Linked DNA regions of Mus musculus: region 2 is linked to region 1. Evidence: chromatin loops called from intact Hi-C (ENCODE). Cell type or tissue: left cerebral cortex. All regions are shown on one strand. Links, peaks and the distances in the headings refer to the core of each region. The heading gives the core; the rest is flanking DNA.

Region 1 (8,327 bases), core at 323-8,322:
GTAGGGCAGGTCTTGCCACAATTAGAATCACCTGAGTAGCCACACCTGAAGAATTTTCCTGATTTCCTTGGATGAGGTGACAAAATGCACCCTCAGTGTGGGTGGCACCTTCTGGTAGCAGCCAGATGAAAAAGGGTGTTTCAGAAGGAAGTAACTACTGGTCTTTGAGGGTGGGTGTCTAGAAAGTTAGTCGTCCCAGAACAGCTGTCACTCACTGGGGAGGCTATGACCAGTTACTTAGTTCACAAGGTGGGGTGCCTCAGGAGTTCCCCCGTCTGACACCTGAAGCCCAGTCACTTCTTGGAGAGTGGTTGGTTCCTGTTCCCACTTGAAGGCTTGGAAACACTGGTTCTGCTGTTAGAGAAAGCAGCAGCAGCAACAGAGCACACCGACTCACTGGCAAGAGGACCAGCCAAGCAAAGGCACTAGTTTCTGAAACACCCTCTCACCTCACCCAAGGCAATCAGGGAAAATCTTTAGGTGCAGCTATTCAGGTGATTCTAACTGTGACGTGTTAACACTAAACAACGGTAATAAACACACAGTCACCTCATTGGCACCTAACAGTCTACAGCTAGTTTTCATCAGTTTCCAGTTTATCCTTTCAGTGTTGCTTCTTGCAAAAATAAGCAACACGTTTCACTTGCTTTTTTCATGTGACATACTGTGAAGATCACTCCACCAGTGGAGAATGAAATGAAAATAAAGAACGTTTCTGTTTTCCCAGCTGCACTGCATTCCCCTGGATAGATACACCATTGTTTGCCTAACAATGTTGATGGACATATATGTTATTTTCAATGTCTTGGTGTTTCTCAATGAAAATAAAACCAACCAAGCTAAGAATAAAGAATAGAGAAAAATGCATTTATTTGGTGCTAATCAGGATCGCAACCTAAAAGCCTGGCGTGATGGTGCACACCTTTAATCCCAGCACTTGGGAGGCCGAGGCAGGCGGATTTCTGAGTTCGAGGCCAGCCTGATCTACAAAGTAAGTTCCAGGACAGCCAGGGCTATACAGAGAAACCCTGTCTCAAAAACAAAACAAAACAACAACAACAAAAAGGGATTGTAACCTAAGATAAACTCACACTGTTGAAACCATGCTCCCTACCCATTTTGTATGTTGTGTGAACATTCATGTATGTGTAGGTGCACAAGTATGTGATTGTAAAAAGTATAGGAAAATCGCCAGTCATCCTCTCAAATGCTATCATTTCCTTTGAGTCTGGGCCTCTTGCTGGCCTAGAGCTCACCAATGGGACTAGACTGGCTGACCAGCAAGCCCGCTTCCCCAGTGCTGAGATTACAAGCAGGTGTCATACCACACACACTTTTTGTTTTGTTTTCCTTTGGTTTTGGAGACAGGGTTTCTCTGTGTAGCCCTGGCTGTCTTGGAATTCACTCTGTAGTTAGCCTCAAACTCTTAAGATCTCCTGCCTCTGACTCTCAAGTGCTGAGATTAAAGACGTGAACTACCACCACTTGGCTTAAAATGCGTGGTCCAGGTGGCCTGGAACTCTTGATGCTTCTGCCTCCACCCACTTTAGCTACTCCTACCAGCTTTTGACACCACAACTGGCTTGTTCTGTTTTGAATGAGATTCCAGGGGTTAGAGTGATGACTCAGCAGTTAAACAGTACTTGCTGCTCTTGCACAGGACCTGGGTTTGATTCCCAGCACACAAATGGTGGTTTACAAGCATCTGTAATTCTGGTTCCGGGAAATCTGATGACCTCTTCTGGCCTTGGTGGACATCAGGCACATACATACATACATACACATCTACACACATATCAATACATTTAAGGAATGTGGGTCATGCAGGATGTGGTGTCACAAGCCTTTAATCCAGGACTGGGTAAGCTGAACAAAGTGGCTCCCTCAGGTCAAGGCCAGTCTGGTCAACATTGTGTATCTCGTGACAGCCAGTGCTAAAGAGACTCCATCTCAAAAAAACAAAACAAAACAAAACAAAATGCAGGGCATTCTAAAAACCGAACTAAGGACCTATAACCCCTTTACCAACTGAGCTGTGCCCCCATCTGCCCTACCTACTTTTTAAAAAAGATTTTAGGTGCTAGAGATGGCTCAGCAGTTAAGAGGATTGGCTGCACTTCCAGAGGATCAGGGTTTGATTCTGAGCACCAACACTGTGGCTCACAACTGTCTAACTCTACTAGCCGGAGGTTCTGACACCTTCTTCTGTCTCAAAAAAAAAAAAAAGCCAATAATAGATGAAATCTCAAAAAATATTTTAGATTTTTTTCTTTTTTCTCTCTCTTTTTTTTTTTCCGAGACAGGGTTTCTCTGTGTAGCCCTGGCTGTCCTGGAACTCACTCTGTAGACCAGCCTGGCCCTGAACTCAGAAATCCTCCTGCCTCTGCCTTCCAACTGCTGGAATTAAAGGCATGTGTCACCATTGCCTGGCAAAATAGTTTCTTTTTAATCATACGTGTATGAGAATGCCCAGAGTGCGGATGGAGCGAGTTGCGCTGCCCACTGTGTAAATGTGTAGAACCATCCATCTCTCCAGTCCACTCCCCAAAGGAGCTCCCCCACGTCACACCTGCCCACTGCTGTTGCTGATGGGCATCAGCATTCAGGGCTTCTGAGCAGCCCGACCCTTTCCTGCGTTCCTCCCTTCCCTGAGCTTCTCTTTTCTTTCCATCCTAACTTTCCTGTTGGCTCTCCTCAGTCTCCTCGGCTGATCCTCTTACGCTCCATCTCCATCTCCATCTCCTCTCTCACTGGGATGCAGCAACTTCTCTCAACCTCACCTTTACCGAGCTCCGCCCGCAAACTCTGTGTCTCCACAACTCGTGCTTCTGTCGACCTCTAGCATCACAGGAAGTGTCCAAACCTTAACACCTCCTCCTCTCGGGTGGGCATCCCATCCACCCGGTCATCTCGCCGGGAGGAATCTTGGTGCTTCTTGAACTTTCCCCTCTTGCTGCATTCAGTGGGTTACCAAACTCCTTCCTGCTCCTCCAAGCTGCTCTGCCTCTCTCACCTCCACTGCTTGCTTCTACGTTAGGACAGAGGACTCCCTGTCCTCTCTCCAACCCACTTCCCACACTGCTCTCAGCAGGTGCTCTCTTCTCCTAACAGAGACCTCAACTGCTCAGAAAAACAATCTCCACAATCTTCTTCAAACCTAAATTGACATGGAGGAGCCCTGCACCCCTGCAGCCAGCTGAGCAGCAGCCCTGGGTACCTGGCAATCTCCTGGTGGTAATCATAGTGTTCATCCTCCTCCAGCCACTCCAGGGATCCCGTGGTAGGATTGGCACGGCCACAGAAGACCTTCATGGTGCCAACTGGCTCCTCAGTGTTTGCACAGAAACGTGAGGCTTGTTAATTTACTTCTTAGGAAGATATCTTGATATCAGAAACCTAATCAATTATAATGCCTAGGATGGAGAGAAAGGACAAGAAAACAAAGAGAAAAAAAAAATAAAGAAACAGACAAAAATGTCAAAGTTACTTACAATTCTTTATTAATGATAACATCGACCTTCAATCTCAGGTCTGGAAGGCAGAGACAGGCAGATCTCTGTGTAAGTTCAAAGTCAACATGGTCTTCATAGTAAGTTCTAGGCCAGCAAGAACTACATAGTGACAGCCCATCTCAAAAGAAAATTAACCAGTATTTTGATATTTCTGACAAGAGTAATTTTCATTTTTTATATAGGATATACCATCAAAAACTATAATAAAAGCCAGTTGTGGTAGCTCATGTCTAAAATCTCAGCACGTAGGAAACTGAGGCAGAAGGATCTAAAGTTTGATGCCATCCTGGGCAATGCTGTGAGACCTTGTCATAAAACAAGAACAAAACAGAACAACGTGTCGTTGCATGTCTTTGATTCTAGCACTAGAAAAGCAGAGGCAGGACCATCTCTATGAGTTCCATGCCTGTCAGGGCTGCACAATGAGATTCCTGTCTGAAGAAAAATTTGGGGGTGAGGGGGGGCCTACAGTAAATATATAGGGCTGTTTGGAAGTTTCGCCACTTTTCAGAAATTCCTACATAATTAAAAAGGCCCCACAAGTCCATCGGGGTCCAGCCTTCAAGTGAAGGCAAGTGAGAAGGCAGGGTAAGCCGAGCAATGAGCTAACATTATACAGTAAAAGCGCAGAAGTGGTTATTCCGCAACAGATTAAGGACACTTGCTTATCTGTGATGTCGCTAGGGTTTCACTAAGAACACACTTAAAAATGCACTGAGGGCCACTCCAGTGTTTTAATCAAAAGCATGTCCACCTCGGGCACACAAACGTCTGGCGCTTCTCCGGGTGAGTGTCGTGAACTGAATGGTTCCCAAACTGCTCAGAATACGAACTGAGAAAGCCATCCCGAAGCAAAACCGCCCGAACGGTCCCGGGACCGAACCGTTCCCGGCTGGGTTAGGGGCGCTGCATACAACTGAGGTCCCGCCCGGTGTGAGTGACTGGGGCGAGGCTTCTGACACAAGTCCTGCGCCCGGCGACAGTCTGAGAAAGGACAGTCACCCACGCGGACCGCTGCGGCAGACCTGCTCAGGGTGCTTGAACCACTCCACGTGGACTCTGGAGCAGCCCGGAAGATAAGTACACCGGAAACCCAAATATCCCCAACGCCAGAGCCCTAAAAATGAGGCCGGAAGACCGACTGCACCCAGGCCCAGCCACGGCCCAACCTCCCCAGCAAGCCCAACAGCTCACCCGCTGTGGGAAGCGATCCACTCGCCGCCACTCCCGCGGCCATTTTGCCTCTCCCACTGTGGGTGGGGCGTCGAGGCGTAGCGTGACGTTCCGTGAGGCCCCGCCCGCTGAACTGGATGGACATCCCGTCGCGCCCCGCGCCTTCCCACAGTACTCCGCGATCGCCGCTATGGAGGCCGGCAGGACTGCGGTGTTGCGCGTGAAGCGGAAGCGCAACGCGGAGCCCGCCGAGGCGCTCGTGCTGGCCTGTAAACGCCCCCGGAGCAGCGAGGTCGAGTCGGCGGCTCGGGAGACGCCAGAGGGCCAGGAGGCGGCGGCGGCGGAGAGAAATGTCTTCCAGTTGGTTGCCACCGTGCGATCCCAGGTATGAGAAGGGTGAATGGACTCTTTGTGGGAGCGATCTTTGAACGCTGCCCGTGTCGCAGTCATCTCTTTTCCCGACGCCCCTCAGGAGGAGCCAATCCAGCAGCTTGTGCGGGCTGCCTTGCGCCCGTCCCGGAGCAGCCAGCTGCGTATCCGCCGCGATCTTCGTGCCTCGGTGCGCGAGGTCCGTAAAGAGGGCCGCTACAGGGTGGTCTCCAGCCACCGATCCTCGGGAACCTCGAACAGTTTGGAGCCTCAGTGTGGGTCAGAAGCTGTCGGGGATGCGGGCTTCCAGTTGTTGGACCTGGTCCACGAGGAGGAAAACCCAGAGGCTGCTGCCACCGACTGCCGCAAAGTGAGTACTGTATATGTCTGCTCTGCTCCCAAAGGCAGTAATGAAGAGCATACACACTGTAAGCTTAAGAATGGATGATCCATCTCTAAGAGTTGACCTCATTTTACCTGATTTCTGTTGTTGTTTTTGTTCTGTTGAGATAGTTTTGCTGTGTAGCTCTGGTTGACATAGTACGGGCTATGGAGCCCAAGCAGACCTCTGACACACAGCAGTTCTGCCTCCGTCGCTCCAGTGCTGGGATTATAAGTAAGCATGTGCAACCCACGCCCCTTAGGATTGGTTTTCTTTCTTTCTCTTTTGCTTGTGTCGTAATACACACCTTCCCTCCCAGCATTTGGGAGGCAGTACCATGTGGATCTCTGAGTTCCAGCCCAAAAAGGACTACATAGTGAGACCTTGTCTCCAAAAAAAAAAAAAACAAAAAGCAAAAAACAAAAACTTTGTGTGTGATTGATCAGGCCTTTAATACTCAAGAGGCATGGATCAATAGATCTCTTCTTTCAAGGCCAGGCAGAGCTACACAGTGAGAACGTGTATCAAAATAAATAAACAGAATTGATGTAGGCCTTTTGAAAGTGGATTTGGCTATTTAAAAGATATACAGTATTTAGAGATGATGTTAAACTGTCATTGCTACGAAAAATGAGGTAAATATGGAAGGAGTTTTAGCTCACAATTTTGGAGGTTTTGGTGCAGTGTATGGTCAGACTACTAACAATTTGCCTCCAACCTCCCTGAAGACGGGGCTCTAGCATTTATATATACCCTCTGAGAAGTTCCCAGAATTCCAAATGTCACAGAAACTATCTACAGCTGACAAAAACCACTTCTGCTAGGGCATGAGGCAAATCATAGTCAGCTGCTTTAGACAGCTCAAAGCAGCCCCACATCCCCACACCTGGGATTAAAACAAAAAAAAAAATAAACTGTTTCTGTGTTCTTTAAAGAAACCAAAATTCCAGACTTGTCACTACAAAGGGAACTTGCGGCAAGTGTTCTTCCTCTGAGCTAGATTCCTAATGTGGTATTTTCCTTTTCTTAATCTTCACAAATACTATGAATTAGATACTTTTATCGCCATTTTGTTTTTTTTTTCAGAAAGTTTTTATTAGCAAGCATTGGCTATTCAAAGTAATAGTTTTTATTAGATTTTGTATGTCTATACTCACTCCTGTTGAACCTTTAAAAAAAAAAGCCTTATTTATTTTATGTATGTAAGTACACTGTAGCTGTACAGATGGAGCTCACTCTGTAGACCAGGCTGGCCTCAAAGTCAGAAATCCGCCTGCCTCTGCCTCCTGAGTGCTGGGATTAAAGGCGGCTGTCTCTACCTTTTCTAATGGGAAAACCAGAGCCTTCATGTGGTTGTTGGGAATTGAATTTTAGGACTTCTGATCACTCAACCCTGCTCACTCCATTCAGCCCACTTGCTTCGGTCAGCCCAGCTCCGGCCCAAAGATTTATTTATTATTATACATAAGTACACTGTAGCTGTCTTCAGATGGGCCAGAAGAGGGCATCAGATCTCATTACAGGTAATTGTGAGCCACCATGTGGTTGCTGGGATTTGAACTTAGGACCTTCAAGAAGAGCAGTCAGTGCTCTTACCCACTGAGCCATTTCGCTTGCCCCCCTGTTGAAACTTTCTTAATGAACCCTGATTCTTTTTCTTTTATTGCTATGCTCTTTGAGTGTGTGTGTTCCCATTAATTTACTTGAGGTTGCTTATAGAAGTATGGGTGAGGAGGCTTTAGCTGTGTTACCTGGCATTTATTTCTATGCCTGTATTTGGTTTTTTTTTTTTGTTGTTGTTATGCCTGATTTTTTTTTTTTCTTGAGACTATGTAGACCAGGCTGGCGTTGAACTCAACAGAGATCTGCCTGCTGCCTAAAGTACTGAGATTAAAAGCTTGCACCAGGGGGGCTGGTGAGATGGCTCAGCAGGTAAGAGCACCCGATTGTTCTTCCAAAGGTCCTGAGTTCAAATCCCAGCAACCACATGGTGGCTCACAACCATCCGTAATGAGATCTGACTCCCTCTTCTGGTGTGTCTGAAGACAGCTACAGTGTACTTACATATAATAAATAAATAAATCTTAAAAAAAAAAAAAAAAAAAAAAAGCTTGCACCAGGCCGGGCGGTGGTGGCGCACGCCTTTAATCCCAGCACTTGGGAGGCAGAGGCAGGCAGATTTCTGAGTTCGAGGCCAGCCTGGTCTACAGAGTGAGTTCCAGGACAGCCAGGGCTACACAGAGAAACCCTGTCTCGAAAAAAACAAACAAACAAAATAAAACCCAAAGAGTAATAGCTCTGAACCTTCCTAATGCTGTGACCCTTAAACACAGTTCCTCTTATGGTGATGCTCAGCCATGAATTATTTTGCTACTTCATAACTGGAATTTTGCTACTGTTATGAATAATAATGTAAATATCTGATATGCAGGATAATGATATGCAACACCCCTCCCCCCAAAGGGGTTACAACCAATGGGGTTGAGAACAGCTAGTGTAGAGATAAAACAGCTGTGAAAGAAAGAAGGCAAGGTAAAGCTGTGGGCTCTGCATTCCATAGGTTACAGGCAACTAAGCTTTACATTATTGTGTGGAAACAGATCTAGGATGGCGGGTACCAAGCATGAATTTTGTTTTTCTAGGAAAGATAATTTGAACCTGTAGTCAGTGGACTACAGCAAAGTTCTTCCCTTCCCTTGGTCGATTGACGTGCAGCCCTCAGATGGTGTTAAGTGTTGGTGCTTTTCAGAGTTGTCTACATTTTAACTGGAATGACGGTGGTAAAGTTGGGTTAAGGGCTTGTTTTCTCCAAGGTTATCACCATTTTCAAATGCAGAGATGAAATATTGTGGATACCGCTAATGATTAGTTCAAGAACTAGGAATGCATGG
Region 2 (8,327 bases), core at 267-8,266, 71 kb after region 1:
CAGGATCCTATGATACTTCTGAGCTCGCTGCAGTGACACCGTGCATTCCATGGTTAGGGGGGTCTCTGCTGAACTCTTCCCTTGGGCTTCAGAAATGGCGCACTTCATCTGAAGCACCTTTGCCTGCCTCCCACTAGGCCATGGTCACCAGGAGAGCAAGCTATCTGCCCGGTGACCTAGCACAGGACAGATGTTTAACATGTTAAATGTATGAATGGCGTGCGCTCTCCACAGCTCCCAAATTTCCTAGGAAAGGTCCAGGTTCCTGTCTGGCTTAGAAGAGGAGAAAAGAGACTGAGAGGTGAAAGGGATCAGTTTGGGATCTGGAAAAGAAAGAGGGTATTCCTGCAGAGATGCACACTCTGTACAAAGCCTGGAAGGAGGAATAAACTCAGAAGCCAGATTCCAGTCCAGTTTTGTTCTCTTCCTAGGATGAGAATATAGGCAAGGGTCCCCACCCTTCCCATCACTGCCTCTCACATAGACCTATGCTTCTAGGTCCCCTACAGAGACCAAATGGATCGTTGGCGTTTGGGGTACCAAACCAAAAGCAGAACTTCAAAAGCTATTTAGTGGTCCTCACACAGCCCATTTGGATGTCAATCAGTTCTCCCTAAACCCTAGACCCAGCAAGTCAGTGTTCCTGGGGTCAATGGGGGGGCCAAATACTGATCTAATTAGCCATTCAGCTCAGAACACAGGAGGCAAGGGCCCAGAACAGAGCATCCCAATCTCCCTTTAACATCAAGGAAGGTTGTTTCACTTGAAGAGAAGTAGTTTTCCAGGACAACAAAGGTAAGTGCTCAGAAATCTAGAGAGTGAAGGAACTGTAGCAGAAGGGGTCAGAGTCCAAGTTGGGCTAGAACAGGTGAGGAAAAGAGGGTAAAACCCTGAAAAGTAAGCTTTTACAAACTCACTGGAGGGGCTGGAGAGATGGCTCAGTGATTAAAAGCACTGAGTGCCCTTCAAGGGGTCCTGAGTTCAATTCCTGGCAACCACATGGTGGCTCACAACCATCTGCAATGGGATCTGACTCCCTCTTCTGGTGTGTGTCTGAAGGGAACCACAGTGTACTCATGTACATAAAATAAACTTGACTCAGCACAGGGATACAGAGGCAGGTGGATCTCTGAGTTCCAGCCTAGCTGGTCTGCAGACTAACTTTGTGGACAGTCAGGAATTAAAACAAAACAAAACAAAACAAAAACCAATCAGCCGGGCAGTGGTGGCACATGCCTTTAATCCCAGCACTTGGGAGGCAGAGGCAGGTGGAAGGCTCCACCCCAGGTGGTCTCATACTGAGTGGCAGCGAGGTATGAATCAGCCTGCTTCAAGGCCGGGGGAGGCTACAAAAAACAACCCACCAACCACCACCACCACCACCACTACCACCACCACCAAACCCCTCCATGGTAAAGAGCGCTGGTGTTCTACTAGAAGACCGGGCTCAGTTCCCAGCACCCACGTGGCTGCTCTGCATTCTGAGCTGAATGGCTAGCCAGGTCAGAGTTTGTTATATACCATGTACTAGGGACCCAAGGCCTTATTCTGATCTCTGTGGATACCAGGTAAACACACCACACACAGCTATCACTGCAGGTAAAACATCAAAAAGCACAAAATAAAATAATACAGAAAACTATCTTTAAAAACATCAATCTGTGTCTAGGCTCATGGCTGGTCAAATTTTTGAGAATAAATGGCTATTGAGTACTTAGTTATAAGCAGGACACCTATACTACCCCCTCCATGGCTCAGAAAACATCAAGGAAGAGGCAGAAAGAATGAGAGTTCAGAGGAGTACTATATAACTGATCAAAGCTGGGCATGATGGGTCACACGGCCCCCAATGGAGGAGCTAGAGAAATTACCCAAGGAGCTAAAGGGAACTGCAACCCTATATGTGGAACAACAATATGAACTAACCAGTACCCCGGAGCTCTTGTCTCTAGCTGCATATGTATCAAAAGATGGCCTAGTCAGCCATCACTGGAAAGAGAGGCCCTTTGGACTTGCAAACTTTATATGCCCCAGTACAGGGGAACGCCAGGGCCAAAAAGGGGGAGTGGGTGGGTAGGGGATTGGAGGGGGTGGGTATGGGGGACTTTTGGGATAGCTTTGGAAATGTAAATGTGGAAAATACCTAATTAAAAAAAAAAAGCTGGGCATGGTAACACAAGTCTTTAATCCCAGCACCCAGAAGGCAGAGGCAGGCAGATTTCTGAGTTCAAGGCCAGCCTGGTCTACAGAGTGAGTTCCAGACACAAACCTTGTCTTGAAAAACCAAACCCAAACCAAAAACCTTTGACTTATAAGCATGACATAGCTGAGGGTTTTTTTTTTTTTTAGACAGGGTTTCTTTGTGTAGCCCTGACTGTTCTGGAACTCACTTTGTAGACCAGGCTGGCCTGGAACTCAGAAATTCACCTGCCTCTGCCTCCCGAGTACTGGGATTAAAGGCGTGCGCCACCACGCCCGGCTTGGTATTCTTTTTTTTTTGGAAAGATTTATTCATGTATGAGTACACTGTAGCTGTCTTCAGATGTAATATCCAAAATGAATTCAAGACCACCCAGTACCTTCCCCCTTTGAAAAGGACTTTCCAAACTGTACTAGCAGGCCAAGTGCAGAGCCAGATAAGGAAGCTGGCTGACTAAACAAATGTAAAAACATAGTTTTAGCAGTCAAAATGATTAAGCCTGCAAACTGCCAAAATAATATTAGCTGTTCTCAGAGAAATAACCATAACAAAAATAACAGTTCTCAGAAGAATTCCTCTACCCCGCTCCACACTCCCACACTGAATTCTGAGAAAAAAACCACAAACCGCCCTGCCCTTGCTAGGATTCCCCTGATGTTGATAGCTGACCCATAAGTTCAAAATGTACTATTGCTTTGCTGACCAAATTCTAATAACCCACCATGGGGGCAAGCAAAGTGAGTTGCTAGGCCAGAGGTAGTCACTATGCAAACCAACCAATGCCTGAAGAGGTTACTTGCTACACCAATGAGAATAGGCCAGCTAGCCCTATTGTCCAAATCTGTCCCTTACAAAGGTATTAAAAAGTGTGTTCTTTTGTTCTGGGTCTCTCCTCTGGCCTGTGTGCTGAAAGGGGAGTCCCCAACATGTGGGAATAAAACAAAAAACAAAAAACATTCTCTTGTGGTTTGCAGCGATGGTGATCTCTGTAATCTTTGTGAGTGAGGGTCTTTTGACGAACTCCAACATTGACACACCAGAAGAGGGCATCAGATCCCATTACAGATGGTTGTGAGCCACCATGTGGTTACTGGGAATTGAATCCACGTCAGTGCTCTTAACCACTGAGCAACCTCTCTAGCCCCAGCTGTGGTACTTATATCAGCTGCAGTTGCTTACATAAAGCTTTTAAAAGGACAAAACCTTTCCTTTTTTCTTTCTTTCCTTTTTTTTTTTTTTTTTTTTTTTGAGACAGGGTTTCTCTGTATAGCTCTGGCTGTCCTGGAACTCACTTTGTAGACTAGGCTGTCCTAGAACTCAGAAATCAGCCTGCCTCTGCCTCCCAAGTGCTGGGACTAAAGGCGTGCGCCACCATGCCTGACTCCTTTCTTTCTTTTAATCTATTTGTTTTAAAGATTTATTTATTTTATGTGTATGAGTACACTGTAGCTATCTTCAGACACACCAGAAGAGGGCGTCAGATCTCATTATAGATGTTTGTGAGCTACCATGTGGTTACTGAGAATTGAACTCAGGACCTCTGGAAGAGCAAGTTAGTGCTCTTTGCCACTGAGCCATCTCTCCAGCCCCAAGACAGAACCTTTCAACATTCAGCCATAGTGGGAAAAGGCTCACGGGTGGACACCTGGTCCAGGGCAGGGCCTTTAGGAGAGAAGTCATTGTCTTCAGTGATGTAGCCACTGATGCGTCTCTAATATTCCAGTGAATAGCTTCATACCTATGTCCATGCTGGCGGTCCTGGTTAATCATAGCAGGTTGTAAAGACACAAAACAAACATGGAAGTGGAATAGAATTTGGTGGGAGGAGGGGAGGAGTAGGTGCAGGGACGGGTATAAGCAGAATGTTATATGCGTGTATGAAACTGTCGATTAGCAGATTCAATCCTGCGTCTCAGGAGTCACATGTAGATTCTGAAGACAGAGGGAACCGCTTGGCTGGTAGCATCAAGTCACTCCCTTTCTGTCCTTGGTTATTGGCCACTGAAGGCTGTATGCTCTAACACATTACCCTCATCCGGCTAACTCCCTCATTGCTCAAACAGATTAAAGCCACAGAGTCAGCGCGCCCTCTGGTGGTATGAAGCGATTATGCAAGGACTCGGAGATGAAAAAATCTTGGGCTGGCTGGATATCTCTAGTTACTCAGAAGACCCCTGGAAGAGGGGTTAGCTGGAAGCAGCGGAGTTAGAATAATGATCCTCTAGTCGAATCTTGTTCTATCGCAGGATATGTTCTGGTCAAAAAGGAAGGGAACAGTTTTCTGCCACTCCTGTTAATATAAAAGATTATAGCAACCTCCCCCAGCCTACCCATGAGTGACAGTGGACAAACTGTATTTATTGCACGCAGAACCTCACGTGCACTCCCTTGAAACATGGTCTCTTCTTCCTAGAGTGCAGTTTGGGATAGGACTTACTCTGTTCCGTGACTGTGGCTGGGACCTTCATCAGTACAGAAATCTCAGACTGTACTGGTCTGCTACAGTTAGGGGTACTTTAAGAGGTGAAAATATCTCAGAAGAGTAGAGGTGGGCTGGGAGGAAAAGCCACAAAAGTTTACAATTGCTGGCATAGAAAGCAGAAGCAGGGCTGAAGAGATGGCTTCAAAGTTAGAACACCATTGCTCTTGCTGAGGACCCGATTTAATTCCCAGCACCCACAAGTGACTCCCATTCCAGACGGTCTGACACCTGATCGTTGTGAACACCAGGCATGCAGGCATATAGAACACACATATACTTGAAGGCCAAATACTTATACACGTTTGTACTGGCTGGTTTTGTGTGTCAACTTGACACAAACTGGAGTTATCACAGAGAAAGGAGTCTCCTTTGAAAAACTGTGATGGGGGGGGGAGGGGTGCTCATTGTGGGTGGTGCCATCCCTGGGCTGATGGTCCTAGGTTCTATAAGCAAACTGAGCAAGCCAGGGGAAGCAAGACAGTAAGCAACACGCTCCATGGCCTCTGTATCAGCTCCTGCCTCCAAGTTCTTGCCCTGTGTGAATTCCCGTCCTGACTTTCTTTGGCAATGTGGAGGTGTAAGCTGAATAAATCCTTCCCTCCCCAACTTGCTTTTTGGTCATGATATTTGTGCAGGAATACAAACCCCAACTAAGACACACATTAAATTTAAAAATAAATGCATTAAATAACAACAAAAAGAAAGTCGTTAGGCATGGTACCACATGCCTTTAATCCCATCACTGGGGTGGCAGAAATAGGCAGATCTCTTAAGGGTTCAAAGCCAGCCTGGCCTACAAAGCAAGTTCCAGTACTGTCAAAAACCACTAAGTAAATAAATAAGTAAATAAACCTTAGTACACAGATAGGGTCTTAAAGAAAACGTGTTAAAAGTTGGCTTCAAGGGGTCGTGTAAGGAGTACAAGGTTGTCTATTAAATGATAGTGTGATTGATCTCATTACGATTTGTTTTGAGACAGGGTCTCTGTATGCAAGCTGTCCTAGACCAGGCTAGCCTTGATCTCACAGAGATCCACTGGTCTCTGCTTGAACTAAAGGCATGGACTACTACACTTGGCTATAAACGATTTTGTCGTTTGTTTTTCTAGACAGGGTTTCTCTCTGGAGCTCTGGTTGGTCTCGAACTCAGAGATCTGCCTGCCTCTGCTTTCCCAGTGCTGGGACTAAAGGCAGGAGCCACCACCCTCTGGCTAAATAATTAGTTTAAAAATGTATTTACTTAGCCGGGTGTGGTGGCGCACGCCTTTAATCCCAGCACTTGGGAGGCAGAGGCAGGTGGATTTCTGAGTTCGAGGCCAGCCTGGTCTACAAAGTGAGTTCCAGGATAGCCAGGACTACACAGAGAAACCCTGTCTCGAAAAAACGAAAAAAAAAAAAAAAGTATTTACTTTTGCTTAACTAGCAGCTCCGGGTGGGCTGGAACTCCTGTGGTGATTACAAACCCATCACCCTCAGCTACTAATCTTATTGGCTTTGTTGATTTAGGGCCTGGAACTTTCAAAACTGAGCCCAAACTATCTTGGATCTTGTAGCTATGAGTGCAGAGGCACCTCTAGCTGGGTTCCTAAGCACTTGAGAAAATCAGACTTGCAAGGTCATCCTCTATCGAGTACATGGTATAGAAACAAAACGGGGATGTAAGAGGGCTTGCTTGAGTTCTGTGCCCAGGACCCACTTGTGGAAGGAGAGGACCAAGTCCCACAAGCTGTTCTCGGACCTCCACCCTGGCACTGTGCCTTGTGCGTGCCTACACAAAAACAAATAAAGGTGATAAAGCAAAATACCAAAGACTTTGAAGTTCTGGAATTGTTTTAATATGGGGAATGCCTGGTTGAGAGAACCAGAGTCGAATGAATGGAGCCGCTCAATTCTGTTGACTCTTCAGATTCGTTACCTTGCAGAAACCTGGGAACAGCCGCTTCTTTCCAGGGGGTTCGGAACAGCCAGGGATTCCACAGTCAGCAAGATCTCCCGAGAATCGGGAGGCGAGGTCTACAGGTTGAAAGGGGAGCCTTGCTCGGAGGTTGTGGGTAGAAACCGATACCAGTAGCTCTGGGATAACTGGGTAGGGAAGCCAAGACTCTGCCTCACTGAACCTGAGCCTGTAGCGAAGACCTTGTGAAGTTTAAATAGTCAGGACGATGGGTTGCAGGGGTGTCGAGAAGGAACTAGTTGGAAGGGAGTGTCCTTACCGGAAAGCCTGGACTGACGCAGGCGCGCTCCGGAATGGGAGGGAGGAGGGGAGGGGCTTTACCTCAAGGTTTCACTGGGTTCCTAGAACAAATATTTGACATTCCAGGCTTATCGTGGTAGCGGGGCTGAGTAGGCAGGCTCCGGGTGGGCCGCCTGGTGAAGGGTCTCAGGGTGTGCGCTGCGGCCACTTCTCACTATATTGGGTCGCTGTGTTCCTGCGCTATTGTGTGGACAAACCCAGAAGGCGCACTATACATTCTAGGTCCTCTGGCTCCGCACGACCTTCCTTGGGCATGAGTTAGGGATGCACCCGGGCTCTGGGTTGCCTTTTATCCAAGACCGATAGGAAGCAGCCCGCTTTTCCAAACACACAAGGTTCTTCTTCAGCCGGTGGCATCCTGTATTCTAAGTCCCACGCCAGTACCTTTTTACTCTCGCCAGAGTACTAATTACAGTCGAGTAGGTGGGAAACTATCCTGAGCCCACAGGGCGGCCTGGAAACAACAGTAAGGGAGTTTCACCAAACTGCATGGGATGAATGGGACTCTTCTGAACTGGGTTGGGGGATGCAGACTCAACTCTACACATCTCAACTCTAGCCGCTCTCTGCTGGAGTGCTTTCAATAGCCAGATAACACTTCTATCATCATCCAAGAGAGACAAAAACAAGCAGGCAAACCCCAAGTGGGGTTGGTAGGCTGAACTTCCAGATCTCTACCAGCAGACACGGCTTCATTTAGGATACAGCTCTCTAAAGTTTAAGCACGATTTTCCTACCTTGGCACCAAGGCCTGAGCCTTCAGGTCCACAGTAACGTGCGCCTTGCACTGCCGGCACTACGCCGACCCGACACCTGTATGGGCACGTCCTTCTCTGTGATCTCTAGTGACCGCCCACAGTTCTAAGAACCCTTGATCTTTACCTCCCTCCCTTTCCCCAACGGATCTCTCTCACCGACTTCCAGTGGATACCTGGTAGCGCTCACTGTCGGCTTTTGACCCTTTGTAACTTCCATTAACCTCAAGCCAGACGTCGCGACCTTTTATAGTCCCTAGATTGCCTCCTGTTGAATTCCATGGGTCTTGCGTGACCCTTGCAGAATGGAAAGAGGCCTCTGATCCTGCACATTCTTTTGCGGAGGACTCAGAGTGCCTGCTAGAGAGGAAGTAGGAGAAAGAATGGATTCGTCCCAGGAGTCTCGCCGGACTGCAGCAAGAGGTGGGACTCCAGCCGGCGAGCGCACGCCTCAGCAGAAGTGAGCTCTTGCCTCCTGGGCAGGGTTTTGGCCCTCCCGCGGGGTTCCCTGGGCCGTCCTGATCACGTGGCCTCTCCGGGCCGCAGGTAACTCGCCGGAGTAGGCAGGGATAGGCAGCCGCACCGCCCAGCCCCAAAGGGCACCGCGGGCGGGTCTCTGCAGCTCCCACTACACCCG

Evidence for each region. Hi-C counts contacts between places; a loop is a spot of excess contacts. Peaks named below come from ENCODE experiments on the same cell type or tissue, not always from the same donor. Only the 100,000 strongest peaks of a DNase experiment are listed, where the experiment ranks them.
Region 2: it touches region 1 in a loop (2.4-fold over the local background); 12 of 42 quality-filtered maps call a loop at or near these places.

The regions. Positions count from the first base shown.
Region 1 is chr8:106,207,462-106,215,788 of GRCm38, reverse strand. Slc7a6os (solute carrier family 7, member 6 opposite strand) reads left to right here and starts at 4,856. Exons shown (of 5, transcript NM_001007567.2): 1 at 4,856-5,070; 2 at 5,158-5,424. The coding sequence starts at 4,876. Prmt7 (protein arginine N-methyltransferase 7) reads right to left here and starts at 4,735. Exons shown (of 18, transcript NM_145404.1): 1 at 4,707-4,735; 2 at 3,218-3,413. The coding sequence starts at 3,312. In left cerebral cortex, for the core only: CTCF peaks have their summits at 4,940 and 6,962 (motif pointing right); DNase peaks (open chromatin) are centred at 4,823, 5,346 and 5,629; H3K4me3 peaks cover 2,606 bases; H3K27ac peaks cover 1,430 bases.
Region 2 is chr8:106,136,890-106,145,216 of GRCm38, reverse strand. Esrp2 (epithelial splicing regulatory protein 2) reads left to right here and starts at 8,243. Exons shown (of 15, transcript NM_176838.2): 1 at 8,243-8,327. 1810019D21Rik (RIKEN cDNA 1810019D21 gene) reads right to left here. Exons shown (of 4, transcript NR_040346.1): 2 at 7,867-8,050; 3 at 7,673-7,748; 4 at 6,494-7,389. In left cerebral cortex, for the core only: CTCF peaks have their summits at 3,593 and 4,298 (motif pointing left); DNase peaks (open chromatin) are centred at 4,279 and 6,943; H3K4me3 peaks cover 1,785 bases; H3K27ac peaks cover 483 bases.